2 separate regions of the Homo sapiens genome follow, and region 2 is linked to region 1. Evidence: chromatin loops called from intact Hi-C (ENCODE). Cell type or tissue: PC-3. All regions are shown on one strand. Links, peaks and the distances in the headings refer to the core of each region. The heading gives the core; the rest is flanking DNA. Region 1 has its middle 180 kb from the start of DMRT2. Region 2 has its middle 100 kb from the start of DMRT2.

Region 1 (8,856 bases), core at 3,018-7,017:
AAATCACAAGCATTCTTATACACCAACAACAGACAAACAGAGAGCCAAATCATGAGTGAACTCCCGTTCACAATTGCTTCAAAGAGAATAAAATACCTAGGAATCCAACTTACAAGGGATGTGAAGGACCTCTTCAAGGAGAACTACAAACCACTGCTCAAGGAAATAAAAGAGGATACAAACAAATGGAAGAACATTCCATGCTCATGGGTAGGAAGAATCAATATCGTGAAAATGGCCATACTGCCCAAGGTAATTTACAGATTCAATGCCATCCCCATCAAGCTACCAATGACTTTCTTCACAGAATTGGAAAAAACTACTTTAAAGTTCATATGGAACCAAAAAAGAGCCCACATTGCCAAGTCAATCCTAAGCCAAAAGAACAAAGCTGGAGGCATCACACTACCTGACTTCAAACTATACTACAAGGCTACAGTAACCAAAACAGCATGGTACTGGTACCAAAACAGAGATATAGATCAATGGAACAGAACAGAGCCCTCAGAAATAACGCCGCATACCTACAACTATCTGATCTTTGACAAACCTGAGGAAAACAAGCAATGGGGAAAGGATTCCCTATTTAACAAATGGTGCTGGGAAAACTGGCTAGCCATATGTAGAAAGCTGAAACTGGATCCCTTCCTTACACCTTATACAAAAATCAATTCAAGATGGATTAAAGATTTAAACGTTAGACCTAAAACCATAAAAACCCTAGAAGAAAACCTTGGCATTACCATTCAGGACATAGGCATGGGCAAGGACTTCATGTCCAAAACACCAAAAGCAATGGCAACAAAAGCCAAAATTGACAAATGGGATCTAATTAAACTAAAGAGCTTCTGCACAGCAAAAGAAACTACCATCAGAGTGAACAGGCAACCTACAACATGGGAGAAAATTTTCGCAACCTACTCATCTGACAAAGGGCTAATATCCAGAATCTACAATGAACTCAAACAAATTTACAAGAAAAAAACAAACAACCCCATCAAAAAGTGGGCGAAGGACATGAACAGACACTTCTCAAAAGAAGACATTTATGCAGCCAAAAAACACATGAAAAAATGCTCATCATCACTGGCCATCAGAGAAATGCAAATCAAAACCACTATGAGATATCATCTCACACCAGTTAGAATGGCAATCATTAAAAAGTCAGGAAACAACAGGTGCTGGAGAGGATGTGGAGAAATAGGAACACTTTTACACTGTTGGTGGGACTGTAAACTAGTTCAACCATTGTGGAAGTCAGTGTGGCGATTCCTCAGGGATCTAGACTAGAAATACCATTTGACCCAGCCATCCCATTACTGGGTATATACCCAAAGGACTATAAATCATGCTGCTATAAAGATACATGCACACGTATGTTTATTGCGGCATTATTCACAATAGCAAAGACTTGGAACCAACCCAAATGTCCAACAATGATAGAATGGATTAAGAAAATGTGGCACATATACACCATGGAATACTATGCAGCCATAAAAAATGATGAGTTCATATCCTTTGTAGGGACATGGATGAAATTGGAAATCATCATTCTCAGTAAACTATCGCAAGAACAAAACACCAAACACCGTATATTCTCACTCATAGGTGGGAATTGAACAATGAGATCACATGGACACATGAAGGTGAATACCACACTCTGGGGACTGTGGTGGGGTGGGGGGGATGGGGGAGGGATAGAGTTGGGAGATATACCTAAGGCTAGATGATGAGTTAGTGGGTGCAGCGCACCAGCATGGCACATGTATACATATGTAACTAACCTGCACAATGTGCACATGTACCCTAAAACTTAAAGTATAAAAAAAAAAAAAAGAATAGCCACCTATTAATGGTGTACATAACAAATAAAAAAAAAAAAGAAAAAAAAAAGGAAAGCTTAGATCAAAAATCTTAATAAATGGTAGAATGTTGAAAGCTTCTGAGATCAGGAGTACAAGGATGACTACTGTAACTACTTCTGTTCAACATTTTACTGGAGGAGCAAGATAGTGCAGTGAGTCAGGAAACAAAACAAAATAAAACAAAAAAAATCAAAAATTACTTATTGTAGAGACAGAATTAAAACTATCAAGATGAAATAATTGTGTAAAAATGCAAGAGTTTTTGAATAGGTTATTAGAATTAGTAGATACATTTAGCAAAGTTCTTCATATTAACTCAGTATACTGAAGTCAATAGCATTCTGTATACCATGAATGATCAGTTAGACAATGGAATTTCAAAGAATTTTATACTTTACAATAACTGCAAAATTATCAAGTACACAGGAATCAACAAAAATGAAGTATAAGCCATTCATCAAGAAAATGATGATGCTACTAAAAGGGATTCTAACTAAAAGGAGGATGTTTCATGTAGTTACAAAGAAAGATATTAATCCCCTTCAAATTTATTCATAGATTTATAGTAAATACAATTCATGTTTAACTTTTTTTAGGATAACTGGTCAACAGATTCTACAATTTATTTGGATAAGCAAAGGGCTCCTGAAATATAAAACCACTCTAGAAGAAGAATAAGACTTGTCTTATTGATTTTTAATAAAGACAGTTTAATATTCATGCAGTAACAGATTAAAAGACCAGTTGAACTAAATAGAAAGCTGAGAGACAAAGCCAGCCTATGTAGAAATTCAACTTTCTAATAAAGTTTAATATGTGAACACTCATAAGGAGAGACAGTTTTAAAAATGCTCACAAAATAATTTTCAAAAAGCAAGCAGGCAAACAGAAGCTATGAACATTTCAATAGGACAAATAAGGTAGGGTGTATTCATATAATGGAACGCTATACAGCAGTAAAAATAAATTAACTACAGAAATAGATATTAAGACAGATGAATCTTAAAAACATCATGTTACTTCTTTGGAAGTCATAAGATATATTTTGTATGATTTCACTTATACTGAAATTCAAAACCAGGCAGAATGAAGCAATACATTGTTTAGGCTTATATCATCAGTAATAAAATCTTAAAGAAAAAGAAAGGAATGATTGTCACAAAATTCAGAGTAGTGGTTCCCTCTGTGTGGGATGAGGGTGGTAGTGGGGTGAAAGGAGGAAGCTTCTGGTTTATGGGGGTTGTTCCGTTTCTTTAGCCAGGTGTTTGGTACATGGGTATTCATTTTTTTTATTTTTCAAACTGTACATATGCATATTATATATTCTTTCTATGTATAATATATTTCAAAATAAGCATAACCATGGATCATAGCAGGATTTGAAATGTGGAAAAAGACACAACAGGCAACAGATGACATTTGGGAATGTAAAGGAGATAAGCGTAGCACCCTTTTGCTGCTGGGATTGTGAACTGTAGTTTGCAGTAGCTCAGCTCAGTGTCACCACTGAGCTCTTCCTAGTGGATCTTACTCTTTCATAATGGATGATGGATATATCTCTTGACAAGAATGGGGAATCCATGGGTTTGATTCTACAGGAATATCCACCATGGAAAGAGCAATAGGAATACCATACGGGCTTTGCAAAAACCTCAAGATGAAGCCACAAAGGGTCAAACCCACTTGTAGCGCTCTTATAGCAAGAATGGAGCCAATGTATGTTCTGACATCTTTAGAAGTTAAAATACATCCTGGGTTGCTGGGTGATGAAGGCAGTAAGTCGTACCTAAAGTTTAGCTCTGAATTGTGTCATAAGTCATTTTTATTACTAATAACTGCAATGCCCATTTTCTAATCATTTAAATTTTGAATAAATTTCGGTGGCTTAAAAGTTTCCTCAATGATATGTCCCTGTGCACTGATATCCTGAAATGCTTTCTTGCATGGAAGAGGAGAGGGTAGCATTTCACTTAGAGGTATTATGAATAGTTATTAGGAATCAGCTTAGTATTCAACTTCTCTGCCAAATATTCTTGTGAAGGAGTGGGTTTCATTACATCTGACTTTGCCCATGGGCAAAATGTCATTGGTCTTCCTTGTCATTGTTAAGAGAGTGTTGAGAACTGCTGGGTTGGAATACTACAGAGGATAGAGGAACACCACCAGGCTGCTTGGAAAAATAACTGAACACTTAAATAACCCCCAAGAGGTGATGTCAGCAAGTGAGACTAAATCTTACTAAGCAGTTGAAAACATGCTGAAGGCATTCTGGAAAGCATTATGGCTATTGCACAGCACTCCTGTGCGAGTCATGGCTATTAACTAAACACGAAAGACCAAACTGTCAGGCAGCAAACCTTTTCCTTATCTGCTTGTTTTCCAATTTCTCTCAAATGCACCTTGAAAACTGTGGTACTAAACTGAGAACAGCACAATGGTTGCTTGAAGTCAGTGTTTCTGAAGGCTTCCATTCTCTCTCGCATGGGAGGAGTGGATACCAGCTGTGTGCCTGAAGGCGAGGCTGTCATGGCAAATCCTTCCTTGCTCACTTCGAAGGATGGCGAGAGTTCTGTTTCCTGAGAATTACCAGTAACTGACAAATCCTGCTGGACTCTGGCTATGGATGGGAAAGTTCAGAAGCCATGTGTAAACAGTTGGCACATTGGAAATATTTGCTAAGGAAAGAGCAGACCCGAGGCATTCTGAAAAAGTAAGAAGTTTGTGTACTTTATTCTCCGGGACCCAGGCCAGGCGTGTGGAAGACTGATTGTAGAAAAAGGATTATGAAATACTTAGGAACTAGGAAGTGGCATCGTGTCTATTTTCATTTCCTGAGGCCAGGAGTTCAGGCTACTCACTGCCTCTCAGAAATTAGTTTGCAAAACACGAATGCATGTCTGTTTCTCTCTCTTTCCTATGTTCTTGTCAAAGTCATTGTGAAACTATTTTCTATTTGTTAAGAAAAGCAAAAGCTGGTTAATGATTTGTAGTTTTGAACACAAAAAGAAAGTTGGCAAATCTATATATAAGCTTCTTACCCTTTACATTCCAGACATTTTTTTGCTCAAATGGTATATTTATTGATATAGTATCATGCTGTTCTATATCTTCTTGTTTATAAATAAGTTATCTTTACAAAATTATCCAATTTTGATGCTAGTGAGATAAAATTTACCCATACATTTATTATCATAGCAGACAATATCCTATGGATTGTTATCCATATATACATGCAACTGGATATACATTGTTCAGATAACACTGTATTATAATTTTCCATGTTGCTGCATAGTTTTCATAGCCATCACTTAAAATAGATTATTAAAAATAAAAGTTGTTTAAAGAAAATATTGGCAATGGAGACAATTGGCAATTTTTTTAAAAAAAAGAAATGTTGCCCAGGCTGGTCTGAAACTCCTGGCCTCAAGTGATCTTCCCTCGTTGGCCTTTTGAGTAGCCAGGACTACTGGTAATTTTTAAGAATTGTTAGTTATCTGAACATATCTGTACATTTTGCTTGAGTCTATTGTCTATCCATACTCTAAAAATACCATGCAATTTAGTATCTTGTTTTTGGTACTTAACCTGAGAAATTTTCTGTTATTACATAATTGTCATATCCCTAATTTTAATGGTTGTATTATATTCCCTTTAGTAGATTTACCAACAATATATTTAAGCATTCTTTCATCATGGACATTTAGAATATTTCCTCTAAATTGCTACTATAAAAAAGTGATCATAAACATCTTCGTGTATGTAGCTATTTCTTAAACTGGATTGCATCTCTAGGATATTACTGGGTCAAAGGCTAATCAGTTTTCTGGCTGCAGATGAGTATTGCCACATGGCTTTCCAAAAGTATTGCACCGATTTACATGGCTACAAACATTGCACAAGAGTTAGCTTCATATAATTCTCAACCTAATAATTATGAATTTAATAGCCCTGTTTTAATTTTATTAAATTAATAGTGAAATTAATTTCTTAATGTGTTTCTGACTGCTTTGCCCATTTTGAGAATTATCAGTATACATAGCTTATGTTTTCCTATTTCACTTTTAGAGTAGTGTTTATCTGATTATGTTATATTAGATTTTGGTATAAGGTTTGCCATGGATATTACTTTTCCTCAGACTTCTTGCATTTTATTTTTTTGACATACTATAATTGTTATTTTTGGCAAATGATCAGTGTTTTCCTTTGTGATTTCTGTTACTTAGAAAGTCATTTCCTCTCCAAAGAATTGGTAAATATTCAATGCTATACTCTTCTAGATTTTTTATAACTTAAATAAAAGCAACTTTTCAAAGTGAAAACTTTGTGGAATGCTTACAATAAACAGATATGAAAAAAAAGGAAATAAAAACAATAAAATAATCAGAAATACTGCTTTCCAGTGAAAACAATATGTAACATTTTGGTATATATCCTCTTAGACTATTTACACGGTAAATGTATAAAGATCAACATATAATCATATACATTTTACAAAAATGGTACTGCATACACAGCATGCACTATTTTGTAAGCTACATTTTTTCCCTAAATTAAGGAAAATGTAACCTAAATATCAGTGACAACAAATGTTTCTTGGAATTTCAAATGGCTACATGGCAGTCCGTTACATAGAAGTCCAGTAACATATTTAACCATTCCTTCAGCATTGGGCATTTAGGTTTTCTTCTATTACAAACAAATTTGAACTGAATTGTGTACAAACATTTTTCACTCTTGTCCAATTCCCAGCAGGATGACACCTGGGATCAAAGCATTTTTAAAAAGATTTTTGATTGTCTTATCAAATCGTCTTCCCTCCAAAATTGTACTAGTTTCAACCCGAGTCAGTTGACAGTGACCTTTTCCTTTTTTTTTCTTTCATGTTTTTGTTTTTTTGGAGACAGGATCGGGCTCTGTTGCCCAGGCTGGAGTGCAGTGGCATCATCTTGGCTCACTGCAACCTCCGCTTCCTGGGCTTAAGCGATCCTCCCACCTCAGCCCTCGAAGCAGCTGGCACTACAGGCATGCACCACCATGCCCGGCTAATTTTTAAATTTATTTTTGGTGGAAGATGGGGTTTCGCTATGTTGCCCATGCTGGTCTTGAATGGCTGGGCTCCAGTGGTCTGCCTGCCTTGGCCTCCCAAAGTGCTGGGATTACAGGCATGAGCCACTGCGCCTGGTCCCTTCTTCTATATTTATATAATTCTCATTAATTTTTATCAGATAGGTAAAAGACAATGATGTCTCATTATTTAAATTTTTATTCTTAGAAATTGCATTTTTTTGAGATGTATTATCCATTTGTATTTCTACTTTTGTTCACATCCTTAGCCCATTAAGTTTTCCCATTAAGTTTTACATCTTTGTATAATTTGGCTTATAATTTAAAATCTGAGGCAGAATGCATCCCCCTACCCCCTACCCCCTTCTAGCAGAGTATACTACCTTATAATCAGTTCTTAACCTTAGGATTAAGTGGGAAAAAAAGTATTCTTCAAGCACAGAACTTGAAGCACAGAATTCCTGCCATCTGCATATATAAGGAAACCACTCCCCTTTTATCCTGAGTATGGAATTATAATTTCTTTTAAATTGCATGAGATTGTGGTAACTGTTATCAAATAAAGGTAAAGCTACATTAGTGTAGGGAGTGGCTTTCCCCTAAAAGTGATATTATATTTTTATTTTAATCACATGAGGAAGAGGGATAGCTCGGAGTCCCAGAAACCAGAATTGAGAGAGAGGATCAAAGTGGGAAGCAGAGGGGGTAGCTGGCCCTTGAGCACTAAGATGTCAAGACTATAAGTTGCAGGTGTAAGAATGCCCTGGGTAGGTGGAGAGAAGACAGCGATTATACCTGAACATGGAAGTTCCCAGGGCCGGTGCTAGGTCAGTGAGAAGGATGCCTGGAATGCCTGAAGCCCTCAGGCAAGTGCAAACACTCTGCCTTGGGAGGAACATTGAGGGTCAGGTTGGAAGCATGGACTATAGACTGCTAATTGCCTCCCGATGTGTCGAATAATTGAAGTACCAATTAATGACTGAGCTGATAGCCATCCATGATAAAGACTGTATTCTCCAAGTTCCCTTGCTGCTGTTTATGCTCATGTGACTAAGAGAATAAGAGAATGAGAATGAGAGAAGAATGAGAGAAGAATGGGAATGCCCCTTTCTCCTTTTTGCTGCCCACAATGTGGATTTGGCGGGTGGACCACATAGTGGCCACTGTTAAAGTCCTGCCCGGTTTCCCTTTATTGGGCCAGAACAACCATCCTCCAGCTGTTGAAAGTGTTGACTGCTAATGGCTCACAGCTGTCCCTTTTCTAGGGAATTATTTTTTTTGGAAGAAGAACAGCAATTTTAAGGTTTCTATCTTGGACTGTGAGCTGGAAACCATGTATTAAGGATAATATACAATAAAGTAGAAGGAAGCTCTTTCTCTGATGATTGTGGACTGTCTGCCTCTGGAATTTTTGTATGTAAAGTGCCTTGGAAGTACTTGAAAACACAGGAATAATGATCACAGCTGATTGGTTTCACTTGTTTCTGTGAGAAGGAAAAACAATATTTCATGTTCTTGCCAGGAATTGTAGGCTCTATTCAGCAGAGGATTTTTCTGAGGGTGTCACCTAATAGATGCTTTCAGCAGGCAGAAATTTGACCACCTGACCAGGCATTCAATATAGGGATTAAGCGTGGGCTTCCATGTACACAGTTAGAATCCTGGTGATGCAGGACTTTTCTCGATCACTTTGCCAACTGGGGGCCTCCAGGACTGGCCACTCTCCCTGACCTGAGCCTCTCTCGGCCATGGGCCTGCCGCTGCAGGTACCCCCCTACTTGGCCCATCTGGGCTATAGCTTGTACCCGCACTAGGGGGTTCCCGAGGGTATTCGTCCATTTTCTCACTGCTGATAAATACACACCTGAGACTGGGTAATTTATAAAGAAAAGAGATTTAATGGACTCATAGTTCCATGTGGCTGGGG
Region 2 (8,856 bases), core at 3,140-7,139, 78 kb before region 1:
ATCACTGGCCATCAGAGAAATGCAAATCGAAACCACAGTGAGATACCATCTCACACCAGTTAGAATGGTGATCATTAAAAAGTCAGGAAACAACAGGTGCTGGAGAGGATGTGGAGAAACAGGAACACTTTTACACTGTTGGTGGGACTGTAAACTAGTTCAACCATTGTGGAAGACAGTGTGGCGATTCCTCAGGGATCTAGAACTGGAAATACCATTTGACCCAGCCATCACATTACTGGATATATACCCAAAAGATTATAATTCATGCTACTATAAAGACACATGCACACGTACGTTTATTGTGGCACTATTCACAATAGCAAAGACTTGGAACCAACCCAAATGTCCATCAATGATAGACTGGATTAAGAAAATGTGGCACATATACACAATGGACTACTATGCAGCCATAAAAAGGATGAGTTCATGTCCTTTGTAGGAACATGGATGAAGCTAGAAACCATCATTCTGAGCAAACCATGGCAAGGACAGAAAACCAAACACCGCATGTTCTCACTCATAGGTGGGAATTGATCAATGAGAACACTTGGACACAGGATGGGGAACATCACACACTGGGGCCTGTGGTGGGGTTGGGGGAGGTGGGAGGGATAGCATTAAGAGATATACCTAATGTAAATGACAAGTTAATGTGTTCAGCACAACAACATGGCACTTGTATACATATGTAACTAAGCTGCATGTTGTGTACATGTACCCTAGAACTTAAAGTATAATAAAAACAGAAAAGAATAATTGGTCATAAATAAACCCATGGATAATACTGAGCAACAAGACAGGAGAGATATTAGAAATGAAAAATGAGACTTCACTATGTAGTGTATAGCCATTAAACAACCTTATAAAATATTATGAACAATTTATGGCAATACATTGACACATTTAGATGAAATGGACAAATTGCTAGGAAAATACAAGTTACTAAATTTAGATGAAATAAAAAAACTGTTAGAAAAATGCCACACATCAAAATGACTGGAAAGTTTGAAGACTTCTACGAGGATTAAAAACATTGTATTAGTAATTTCAAACTGTCAGTCAATGAAAACTCCTGGCTTAAATGACTTCTTTAATGAGTTTTACCAGTTACCTTAGAAGGAAACAATACCATTTTTACACAATCTCTTCTAATGGGTAGAAAAAAATAAACTCAGAAAAAACTGTTTTTTTCTTTTTAATCCAGAAAATCAAATATCAGTTCACTTAAAAATGTTAATCTTATCTTATAATTTTAACCTTTTCTGAAAAATTTTAAGATGTAGTCTGGGTGTATTTCAAGTATCTAATTTCCTTTTGGTTCTGGCTTCTTTGATTTGCAAAAAGAATTATTGTTCTTCAAGTCAATTAATAGTAGACTAAGAACTCGGAATTTTCCTTTGTCCAGCATTAAGTTATTTTCATTGAAAGCCATAAAATAATTTACTGATGTGTAAATTTGAGGTGTAATTTCCAATTCCATTAACTGAACGAGACATGAATGTTTCCTTAATAATAAATGTCTCTTTCTGCTTTTAGGTAGGCAGTCATTTATAACAACTAATTTACTTGATTTTTAGATAAGACACCACAATGCTTAAATATGCAAGATATTAACACTAGGCATATTTTTTCAGTAATATTCTATATAAAATTCTGAGGTCATCTATTTTGAACAAATTTAAAAACATCCTTGATATATAAATTTAGTGCTGCTTCTAGAAGACATCTAAGGAGCATTATGAATTTAGCAATTCATCTGCATGAGTATCCAGTTAAATTTCACTGTTTGCAATTTTTAAATGATGAACTATAACATTCTATTTTCTTCACTCTAATAAAGTATAGTGGTGAGACATTTTTATAGAAGAGAGACTTTATTCCTATATTCTCTAGAGATTCTCATTTTGGTTATCTACTGAACATGAGTTCAGTAGTTGATTCATTATTTTTGTCAAATGCAAAAGTTTAGAGAAAGGTCACCAGGAGCTTCAGAAGTAACTGCATAAATAAGATGATATATAAAAGAGGGAATACCTTATCCAAGAAGAATAGGCCGAAGAAACCATAAGGAGTGTCACGAGCGTTGCTGTGAGTCTATGAGGTTAAAATTAAAGAAATATTATCAACAAGGACACCCCTTTGTTTTCATCCTGTCTTTCACAAAATGGTATTCAAAACAGAACGGAAAGTTTTTATGCCAACCATTGTCTTTGAACATGTGAGCTCATTCAGTAATAAACTTTCATCTCTTAACATTGCTGACTGCTCTCAAAGGCAGGTTTCTATTTCCAACCAAGAGTAATTTTACAGTTTTCACAGCAGATCTTTGCTACAGCATGCTAACTACAGAGATGGCCTCCCCTCTGCTGGGCCACAGCCTACATTCTCCCAGAATTAAAGAGGCAGTCTTTGTTTTGACCAACATGAAATAACTTGGAGATTTGCTAAATGAGGTTTGCAGTGGATACAGCACTAAATTCAGCGACAATTTGGCAGATAACCTGGGAAAGTTTTTGAGTTTGTCATTTTTATCAACTCTGCTGGAAGTTTCTTACTCCACTCAGGGCTGGAACACGAAGAATTGCAACTTTGCTGGATTCTGTGACAAAATAAATCCTGGGATACGAGGGTCAAAACTGTGATTCTGAAGGTTGTGAGGCACTTTTTGTACAGATGGGGAGAGAGAAAATGTCTGCGTGCATGCTCAGCAGTCTATGTACCAGCCAACTCCCTTGCCCACATCCCTAGCCCACAGCACCTATCTGGCCAGGTGCTCACTACTAACAGTTGGCTTGACAATAGTTTTGCCCAAGGGCTGTGGTGTTGCTTGCTCAGGCCCAGGTTGTCAGGCTGTCCTGGCTTGGTGACTGTTGGCTCCTGCATATGGTATAAAGCATTCTCCAACCTAACAGATTTTATAAGGCCTTCATAATCTTGATAACATTTCCTGATATGGGCATTATAGGAAAGTAAAATTACAGGCTAATCTCATTCATCAATACAAATTTAAAAATCTGAAATAAGTATTAGAAAGCCTAATCCAGCAATACATAAAAAGAATACTACATCAAGAACAATTTTTTTTTTTGCCAGAAATATAAGTTTGGTTCAACATTCACAATCAACCAATCTAATTCATTGTATGAAAGAATAAAGGAGGCTGGGAGCGGTGGTTCATGCTTATAATCCTAGCACTTTGGGAGGCCAAGGTGGGTGGATTACATGAGGTCAGGAGTTCGAGACCAGCGTGGCCAACATGGTGAAACCCCATCTCTACTAAAAACACAAAAAATTAGCTGGGCCTGGTGGCGGGCGCCTGTAGTCCCAGCTATACAGGAGGCTGAGCCAGGAGAATCGCCTGAACCCGGGAGGCGGAGGTTGTAGTGAAATGAGATCGCACCATTGCACTCCAGCCTGGGCAACAAGAGAGAAACTCTGTCTCAAAAAAAAAAAAAAAAGAAAAAGGGAGAAAAAAGTCATAAGATAATCTCCATAGATGCAGGAAACACATGTAATAAAAATTAGCATCTGTTTGTAATAATAAAATCTTAGCAAGTTGGAAATAGAAGGAAACTCCTTAATCTGCTAGAGCACTCACAAATAATCTTTACACTCATGGTGAAATACTAAAAGCTTCTTTTCCTTTCTGAAATCATATCAGAAACAAGATGAATATATCTACTATTACCATTTTCTGTCTGACATTTTTACTGAAGAGCCTGGCTAGCCATTGCAATTAAAACAAAAACAAATTGCTTATAAAAGGAGAAATAAAAATATAACCCTTATTATTCATAGAAAGTCCAAAATAACACATAGATAAATTATTAAAATGAATAATTGAATATACTGAGATTGTCAAGTACAAGATCAATACACAAAATTAATTATACATTGTACATATCACTAATAACTAATTAGAAAACAAAAAATATTCAGTTTTCAAAAACACCAACTATCTTGAAATATAGCTAAGAAAAATTTGTGATCTCTCTTCTCAGAAAAGTAAAAATGTTAAGAGAAATTAAAGAAGGTCTAAATAGATGTTTGTTGGAGATTATTTGTGGGTACTCTATCAGATTAAATAGTTTCTTTCTATTTCCTGTTTGCTAACATTTTAAAATTATAAGTGGATGTTAGTTTTTATTAAATGCATTTCCTGCATCTGTGGAGATAATCTTATGACTTTTCTCCTTTGTCAGAGGATATATTATATTCCTGGATTGAAAGACTCAACATTGTACAGATGTAATCCCTAGCAATATGTCAGGTTGTGTTGTGTTTGTGTATGTGTAGAAACTGATTTTAAAAATATATGGAAATCAAAGGTCTGAGAATAGGCAAGACAATCTTCAACAAGAACAAAGTAGGAGGATTAATTCTACCAGGTATCCATGTTTATTACATAGCTACAGTACTAAGGAAGTATGATATGGGTACAATGATAGATATACACCACTAAAACAGAACAGAACATCCAGAAAATACATAAACGTGGTAATTTGATTTTACAATAAAGGTGGTACTACAGAGCACTAAGAAAAAGATGATCTTTTCAATAACGAGTGATGTTTTTCACGTGAATAAAATGCTGCTGCTTACTTCACCCCATATATAAGAATGATTTTTAGGTGGATTAAAAGTCCTAAGTAGGAAAGATAACTACTAGAAGTCAACCTAAAGAGAATGTATTCACGAATTTGGAGAAGTATTATTTGATTTACCTTATAGGTAAATTGAAAAGAATAAATGGTTCAGATTCTCTATCTTCTTTATTTTTTTATTCTTTCTTGTTTTCCATTAGATAGAAGGATTTTTTTTTTGTCTGTTAGAAAGTTATATACAGTCATCCTTGGTATACACAGATGATTGGTTCTAGGACCCTCCACGTATACCCAAATCTGGGCCTACTCAAATCCCACAAGTTGGCCCTGCAGAACCTACATATTTGAAAAGTCAACCCTCCGTGTACACAGGCTTCACATCCCATGAATGCTGTAGTTTTGATCTATGTTTGGTTGAAAAAAATCCTCGTATAATTGGACCTGCACAGTTCAAACCTGTGTCATCTAAGGTAAGCGGTATCCTATGTTTGTGCTTTTGGTGGTTGCCTTCTTCAGATTCATGTTTATTTTTCTCTGATTCCTTAAACATATCAATATTTATATACTAAAATTTTATAAGTATACATATTTATACACTTATTTAACAAGAGAAGCACAGTCACATGTGCTCCTACACTTTTTGTCTTCCTGGCTCTATCATACTGATACAGTCTAGAATTTCATCTCTAGTTTATTATAGATGTACTTTTTCTTTTCTTTAGTCCTTTAAATTTGTTTGGACAATGACACATCTTACCAAGAAATTTGATACTCCATTTCTCCCAACATCTCTCGTACTTCTGAATGTGTTTCCTTATCATTATATGGAATTGTGGTAGAAAAAGTTTTGAAGCCTGTGTGCCCAAAATGTTGTATTATGTTCTCAGATTTGAATAACAATTTGGTTGCTTAGGAAAATCCAGTTTTAAATACATCGTTTTTCAATACTTTTAAAATCTTTCCCCACTGATTTCTTCTACATAGTATTAGAACCGAGATGTGTAATTACAATCTGATTCTTGTTTTCTATCAGTGATATGCTCTGTTTCTCTAGAAGCTTTTAGAATTTTGCTTTGTCTTTGATAGTTTTCACCTCTAGACAGAGGTGTCCTTTTCTTTATATCTCTGTTTGGCATTTATGTGCCTTTTTAATTTTCAGGTTTTAAGAAATATTGTTTTATTTCCAGGAAATTTATCTCCATTATTTGTTCAAATATTTTCTTGTCTTTATTTTATGTTGTCTTTTTTCTAGTAGTCCGGTTATTCAATGTAGGCAGTTATTTCTCTTCCCACATCTCTAAAATGCTCTTTTATACCATCTATCTCTATATTATTTCCTCCTGCCTCCTGCAAGAGTTGCTCAGTTTATAAGTTACAAATTCATCCAGCAGTTGTTCCTGTGTGCTCATATTTCCCTGGAGGCATGAGGTACTGTGTCTGATAGTGTGTTTAATAATGTCTATTGGGAAAAGAGTGGAGGCAAAGGAGGAGGATGAAGTACAGGGTGGTGAGCCTGGCCACAACAGAACCACTACTTTACACTCTTGTTTGCTCTTCTCTTATCTGGTACCTCTTTGTACCAGTTTCATTTTCAACCCCTGGCAGGGAACATAGCACTTGGATCAATCAGTCTCTCTTAGTGGTAATTCATAGCCCTGGGTGATCAGAAAGTCTGTGTTTTTCTTCCCTCTCCCAGGTCACCATACTTACCAAACAGCATTCCTTTAAAAATACTCCAATAAAATAAAAAAATTAACTCTATCAAATGCAACAGAAAACAAAGGAAAAAGTATTACACCACTTACAACCTTCAAGGTAAAACAAAACAAAAATTTTAATGCACACACACATGCGCGCGCGCACACACACACACACACACACACACACACACACTGGAGTTTTTCAAACCAGTTGCAACATGATAAATCTTTTACCATAGGCTGAGTGACCATAGGTTTGTGCCTAATGCAGGAAAGAAATTATTCAAGATCAGTATATCCTTTAGTATATATTTTCTAATCATGTTTCCAAGGTCTGTAGCAGAACAATTTGCAGCACTGGTTATGACTTTAAGTGACTGGGCTTGATCACATGGGCAAGTTTTGCTATTTAGTAGAATGCAGATACATCCTGAAACTGGTTAGTCTAGTACTTTCTATCCCCACTTCTTGCTTCTCCATAAAAGAAAAACAGAACAAAATTCCCAAACCTCCCAAACATACACACGCGCGCACACACACACACTTAGACAAACACCCCCCCCCCCCACTCAAACACACGTACAATCTCCAAACTTTAGGACTACTACACGCATAATAGGCATTTAGGACTTTTACAAAAGTAGTTTTCAATTTCAGTTGGCTTTCTCCACTTTTGAAGATCATCTAGATATTAAATAAGCAGCCACTAGCTTTCTATGACAATAGCATGATACTTACTAAATAGGCTTAAAAGCCACAAAACCCAACCAAATCAAACCACAACAATACTAGCAACAATAGTAAAAACACCAAACACCAACCCTGAAAGTTCTAAGAACGGAATGTGTAATGGCATGTCTGAGAACACCTGGAGAGATCTCTTCTTCAAGGGTTGGACTACAAGCAAACGTCCCTGAAGCCCATGGCCCAAGGTTGTGGGTAACAATTTGAAGAGCCTTGGAGGTGTGCATGTTTCCTACTCCTTGCAAGGAAGAGATTTGCAATAGAATGGGGTAGACACTTTCTGTTCATTTTATAGTCTGTCCTGTACAGTCCTGGGTGCTTCCTCTGTGTGATGCTCTAGAACTATGATTTGACCTGTCCTCCTGCTGACCCAACCAGCGATCCCTAGAGGGTAGACTGACTAGCACACAGGGAGGCAGTGTGGCAGAAAGGAAAGAGCCATTATTTGACCAAAGACATTATTTGACTGCCTCTCGGAAATTTTTAAGTGTCATCGCCTTTAGGAAAATTACCAAAATGTGACTTTGTGAAAGCCAGATAATCTCTCTGAGCAGGAATTGGCAAGCTTTCTCTGTAAAGAGCCAGATCACAAATATATTCAGCTTTTTGGGCTATGTGGTCTCTGCACAACTACTCAAGTCTGGCATCATAGCAAAATCAGGCATAGACAAAATGTAAATAAATGGATGCAGCTGTGTTCCAGTAAAAATTTATTTACAAAACAGGTGTGGGGCTGAATTTGGCCATGGACCATAGTTTGTCTACTTTCCTCTTAGAACCTTGGAGACCTTGTGGGTAAAATGGGGAGATGGATAATAGTTTCTGCCTAATGTGTTGGAATCCAGTTAGAAAATAAAGACAAACATTTTATTTTAAAACATACTATATGTGGAAGTGATTATATGTGGGAGTTGATAGAACTCCAATGTCTTGGGAGATTACGTGGCCTTCAAAACCTTAGGCATCCAATTTGCATCCAATTTTCTGGTCGAAAGTAAAAATCTTCACATGGATTTTCTGGCTATCCAATAGTTTCAATGGGAAGGGGTTTGTGTGAGTCAGCTGTCATTGAGTATGAGAGTTGCAGGTTAAATTTCCTCAGAAACGCATGAGAAGTAGGAGTGGTGAGAACTGGGAAGTAGGAAGGAGGAAAGCTGTTTGGCCATAGGTACCTGGACTATGCTAACCTGCCTCTTCTGGAATAAATAATGATTTTGTACTTGGCTTGGGAAATCTCCTTGAGTTACTCTGATCTAAGATGTGTACACAGTTGCCTTTGGCTAGCTCCTAGGGAGGAAAGCTTAGCTAAGAATTAGTCCCTCAGGAAGGCAGAGAGAAGGGGAACTGGGGTGTTTGGGGTGCACGTGAGTGGCACTCACACTAGCTCCTACCCACAGAAAAGGAACTGTCAGCCTTTATTGACTGATTGGCCAGTCTTGTGTTGATTTGTCTGATTTAAATTAGTCATCTTTTTTTTTTTTTTTCTTGGATGGCTGGTCAGCTTTCTTCTTTGAAAGCAGTCAATAACAGTGCATGGACACAGTGATACAAGCAGAGTGCCCAGTGTTTTTATGCAACCCACAACCTAATTTTAGCAAGAGAGATCAGAAAGCTGCCTCTGCATCCCTGTGCTTCACATTGACCCCTAAATTAGCCATGGATGACATTTTTATATTCTTAAATGCCTCACTCAGGGCAAAGCAAATTGCTCCAACCCCAAAATGCAGGAACTAGGAGCCTTTGAGACTTGTTTAGGGGATGTGAGACCATTTCTTTCTCTTTTTCCATCACTTCAAAAGCCCATA

Evidence for each region. A loop is a pair of places that touch in the nucleus more often than their neighbours do. Peaks named below come from ENCODE experiments on the same cell type or tissue, not always from the same donor. Only the 100,000 strongest peaks of a DNase experiment are listed, where the experiment ranks them.
Region 2: a loop joins it to region 1, with 2.5 times the contacts of the local background. A loop is called at or near these places in 1 of 110 quality-filtered maps.

The regions. Positions count from the first base shown.
Region 1 is chr9:1,228,065-1,236,920 of GRCh38, forward strand. No RefSeq gene overlaps it. Among named protein-coding and RNA genes, the nearest start is that of DMRT2, 180 kb to the left of the region's middle. In PC-3, for the core only: no CTCF peak of the experiment used is centred there; a DNase peak (open chromatin) is centred at 4,607; H3K4me3 peaks cover 1,154 bases; H3K27ac peaks cover 1,114 bases.
Region 2 is chr9:1,149,603-1,158,458 of GRCh38, forward strand. No RefSeq gene overlaps it. Among named protein-coding and RNA genes, the nearest start is that of DMRT2, 100 kb to the left of the region's middle. In PC-3, for the core only: no CTCF peak of the experiment used is centred there; no DNase peak of the experiment used is centred there.